Regions from separate parts of the Homo sapiens genome. Here region 1 is linked to region 2. A link is a loop called in an ENCODE intact Hi-C map of the cell type or tissue named here. Cell type or tissue: GM12878. All regions are shown on one strand.

Evidence for each region. A loop is a pair of places that touch in the nucleus more often than their neighbours do. Peaks named below come from ENCODE experiments on the same cell type or tissue, not always from the same donor. Only the 100,000 strongest peaks of a DNase experiment are listed, where the experiment ranks them.
Region 1: it touches region 2 in a loop (2.5-fold over the local background); 12 of 110 quality-filtered maps call a loop at or near these places.

The regions. Positions count from the first base shown.
Region 1 is chr12:91,108,096-91,110,595 of GRCh38, forward strand. It overlaps LUM (lumican), which reads right to left. Exons shown (of 3, transcript NM_002345.4): 2 at 23-905. The coding sequence starts at 884. Among named protein-coding and RNA genes, the nearest start is that of LUM, 2.1 kb to the right of the region's middle. In GM12878, a CTCF peak has its summit at 1,128 (motif pointing left); a DNase peak (open chromatin) is centred at 1,136.
Region 2 is chr12:91,325,549-91,328,048 of GRCh38, forward strand. It overlaps LINC02823 (long intergenic non-protein coding RNA 2823), which reads left to right and starts at 1,378. Exons shown (of 4, transcript NR_183611.1): 1 at 1,378-1,672. All of the region lies in intron 8 of LOC105369896 (a long non-coding RNA gene), which reads right to left. In GM12878, a CTCF peak has its summit at 1,091 (motif pointing left); a DNase peak (open chromatin) is centred at 1,105.

The DNA of each region.
Region 1 (2,500 bases), 220 kb before region 2:
ACAGGAACAGCTTTTTACTTACTCTCAAGTTGATTGACCTCCAGGTAATAGTTTTCAAGGTTTTCATTGACAGTTGGTATGTTTTTAAGCTTGTTATAGGACAGATCCAGCTCAACCAGGGATGACACATTGAAAGAATTTCCAGGTATTCCACTATCAGCCAGTTCGTTGTGAGATAAACGCAGATACTGCAATGCATTAAAACGCTTGAAATACTCATCAGGGATGTTGCTGATCTTATTGTTGTCTAAGTAGAGAGTTAGAAGAGAGACAGGGAGACCAGAAGGCAGTCTGGCTATCTGATTGAAGCTCAAGTCAAGGTATTCGAGTGATTTAAGACCTTTAAAAGCAGCTGAAACAGCATCCTCTTTCAGCCGATTGTGCTGGAGATGGATGAAGGTCAGGTTTACCAATCCTTCAAAAGAGCCCAGCTTTGTGATCTTGTTATGAGTAAGCTGCAGATCCTCCAGAGATTTGGGAAGTGGGCCCACAGACTCTGTCAGGTTGTTGTGGTTTATATGCAGCTTCTTCAGTTGTTTCAATTTAGAGAAAACTCTCCCTTTTATCTTGGAGTTTTCTAGAAGGTTGTGATCTAGAATGAGCCACTGCAGATCAGTTACATTCTCAAAGGCCTTTTCATCAATATGGTCAATCTGGTTATTCCTAAGGTAAAGATACTTGATTCCAGGAGGCACCATTGGTACACTTTTCAATTTCAGCTCATCACAGTACATGGCACTTGGGTAGCTTTCAGGGCAGTTACATTCTGGTGCACAGTTTGGTGATGATTGCCCATAAATTGATAGGGGAAAATCATAATCATAGTACTGGCCACTGGTACCACCAATCAATGCCAGGAAGAGAGTAAATGCACTTAGACTCATTTTTGGCAAATGGTTTGAATCCTAAATAAAGATGAAACATTTATTAATTAAAAAAATATATACTTTCAAGAAAAAGACATTCAATTTGCAACATTAAATTCATTAGAAAATGTGCATTTTGTTATTTTATAGCTATTTTTAGTGCATCTAACAGCGTCTTTTAAATTTTTATTTAGGTATGAGGACAAAGGTGTATGTTTACAACTATGTAGTGAGCAGCTTTCAGGTTAGATTGCGTACACGTGCGCCCCCTTCTGGGCGAGCCCAGCCTAATTGTTCCAGTCAATCTCCAGGCTCTTCCTTAATGAAATGCCTTCCTGTAAGAGGTTTCTGGGTGGTGTTCATTGACCACCGAATTAGACTACTGCTTCAGATCATCTCTCAAAAAAAGAGAATGAGAAGACAGTTTTTAACTGTATACTCTACCCTACCATTCGACATCATTAAAATGACTCATGAAGAAGATCCTTACGGGAATATGGGCAACCTGAGGTTTTGCTTGTATGTGGGAGGGAAATGGAAGGCACATTCCTTTAAAAGTGTCTGGTTACTGTTGGTTCTGAGGAAGGAGAACAGAATTCTTGGTGCTGGTGTGCATGCATACTAGTTCATGTTGTGCTTAACATTCTACACTTTTTAAAGCACATTGCAAAACTGTGTTCTGGAACTAATATTTCATAAATTAGCTATTTACTAAACAAAATATTAGTAATATTTAATAATTGCTAATGTTTATCAGGAAAATGTCACACATTCTGAAGGTTTCTCTTTCTGGAAAGAGATTCAACAGGTAGAGAAAGATAGTATTTTCCAAGTTTTCAATTAGAGTTATAGTCTCTCTCAATTACTCACAAGTTCTCTACTTTCTTCATGCCAAAATCGAAGATGCCATGGTTTGCATATCTGGCTTTTAGTGGCCTCACAGAATGGAGGTGGGAGAGAGGTGTGATGTTTTTAAAGTTTGGATTTAATACTGGTGTTAGAACTATCTAGTAAATTATTCAATTGAGAATATGAATTTGAAATAATGTGTAACAGTTATCTTCTCATAGGAACATGTTTCTAAGGTGAGGCTCAAAAAAGTACATTTCAATGTCTTAGGTGCAGCAATTTAGATATGGGAAAATTGGAATATAAGAGTTAGACTTTTATAGAGTGAACAGTTGTGGCTGAGGCAAAGTTGGTAGCCCTGGGAGATAAATCATTAATGTGACGAAAGATCTACATTCTAATAGATAACTGAGAATATTATATCTTTCTATGAAAGTATGATTACAAGCTTTTGGATCAAAGTAGTTTGGGATAAGCAGGATCTTTGGGGTTAGAAACTGAAAACGTCTTTTATTTGTTTTAATTTGAAATTGTAAGGCACTTTATTTCAGATCAGATGGAACGTTATAAAACAGCTTTTAGAAATACTTTGATTGCTGACATAAGGTAACATGTAGCCAGATTCTCAGTAAATTACTCTCTAAGATTTTAATGGGGGCATTTAATTTTGCTGACAGAACTTGGCCATAATAATAATTGCATAGCACTAAAAAGAACGTGATGACATATTCCCAGAGTTATTTTAAGTTATAGAATGTAAATACTGTAAAGATTTGTCTTGCTTT
Region 2 (2,500 bases):
ACATGCAACTGCTAAGCACTTGAAATACGGCTAGTGCAATGGATGAACTAAATTTTTCATTTCATTTCATTTAAATTAGTTTAAAATTCAATGAAATACTCAAGTGGCCAATGGCTACTGCATTGGACAGCACAGATCTACAACTTAATGGCTAATGAATGACCATATTCATCTGTGGAGCAGAGGAGAGTGTCTAAAACAGCATAGTGACCAAAATAATACAAGCCTAAATAAAAAAGAATCATGATTTAAAAGACTACAATTTTCAAAACTATTAAGTCTTGCTTTCTGCAACTTGTGACTTAACACACCTCTTTGACAGATTCTTGTATTATTTCACCAGAAACAGAACAGAATTCAGTTGTGTTTCACTAAATACATGGCTTCATCTTTTGGGACTTGGTTTCCTCATCTGTAAAGTGAAGTGGTTGGACTTCGTTAGATCATATTTAAATTTTTCTTTCAGCTACAGAGTTTGGAAGCACATTTAAGTGAATTGCTGGGAAAAACTGTGTGTTTGATTTTAGGTCTCATCTGTGAATTCCTGTCTCATCATCAGAATCTCTCCAACATGTTTTCCTTTCCCTCTGTACTTCTGACTCCCTCTTATCTGCCCATAGTTCAAAAGATTTCTCCTGTCTGATAGATTTATCCTTCTGCATTTGTGCTGTCAAAGAGCTTTGTTTAGACAGAGTCCAGACATACTTGTGTGTTGCTTATGAATTCTAATTAAGAAGGACAACTCCACATGAGTCAAGGTTATCTTTAAAAAAATAGAACTTTAGTCTAAGATCAGAAAGGAAGAAAAACATTATAAAATAAACTTGGCAAAAAGAACTCCAAAGTTTAAACCAAACTAAGATGGGAAGCATAGGAAGCATGTTTTTCTTTCACAAAATCAGATTAATTCTTATTTGAAGGGTTCTTTGAGCATAAAGAAACTGCCATTGCAGAAATGCAGATTTCTGATGTGGCCACCTTGAGTTTGTTGAAGAAAAACAATTCTGAAAATTCACTCAGGTCCCTCTGGCTCCCCAGGTTCTTTGCACCCTGATAAAGAAAAAGATTACACATGCGCCACCTTTTGGAAAAAATGGGAATAGCAGCAAAGAGGTCAGATTCAAAGACCATTAGCTCTATTTCACCCTCAAAGGGAAAAACAAAAAGCCAAATATCATTTATTTTTATTATAATATTTAAAAGTTATATCCCCCAGAGGTTTATTAATCATGTGACATAGAACTATTAGTAAAGTCTGAATCAAAACTTGGATTTGGTTTTTCTCATTTTCAAAATGGTAATAAGTTGATTTTGCTTTAAAACAGTAAGTCTGAAATAACCACAAAATAGCAAAACACTGTCTCAAATCCTAATGTCACAGTTTTCATTTATCCTTGGTCATGGATATAGATCTACGGGGAAAATTAATTGTTTCTATTTATTCTATCCTAGTTACAATAATCCTTAACTTTAAGTATTGTACCTCCCTTTTTCTTAGTACTTAGAGTAGAAAACCAGAGAAGCAAATCCATTTATTTTACTAGAAAGAAAATTCTTACTTGTTTTATCTAGAACCATGAAAAAGAAGTGGTATCACAAATCTGCTTAGTTTTTTTGGACTTGAAGCGTAGAGTCGAAGGCTTTTGAGATTCCACAATGCTTGGGAGAAAATGTAAGTAAAATTACTGGTTACTATAGGTAAATACCTTTTACACATGTTAGGCATTAAGGCGTGCCCTCCAAAGTTATAATGACCACTGAGCAAAATATTCTGCAACTAAACAGTAGACAATGCTGACGTATAAAATGCTTCCAGGATGGAGAGGGGAGACAGCTGAATTTCATTTTAAACAGTACTGACATATCCACAAATCTGACTTAGAGATAGTTCTCACTAGACTTGCATATTGAAGTCACAATCATAAAACAATGCTCTTCATTTATTGTCTTTAAATTCTCATCTCTGTCTGAAGACCCTTTCAAACATAATAGAATAACAAAGCATAGAGGCAAATCTGAAAAATGACTGATAGCTTCTAAGTTTCTGAGTTCATTCTCCCAACATTATTTTGTTTATACAACTGACATGTATAAGAATTAAAGAGTTCTTAAAAATATTCAACTTGAGTCGTAATCCAAATCAGATTTTTCATTATTTCCTAAAAAAAGTGTTACAAAAGCTGCTGTGATTTTAAGTATAAAACGAACGCCACCCTTGTAAATAGCAGCCATAATGTTTTAAAAAATAATTCTCATTGAATATAAATGTACTGTGTTGACTTTTATATCACTCCTTTTCCCACTCTGTAAGTTTTAATGAAATTATTTTTCCTTAAAATAAATACATGAAAGATTGATTACTAAAACAGCATTATGTGTTTTATGTTCTGCCAACAGGGAGATGATAGAGTTGGGTTTAAATTCCTCAGCACGCCCTGCTGTGGTTGTCACTCATAGCTCTCCCTTTCCAAAAACCTCAAAATAGCTTATAATGCCACGT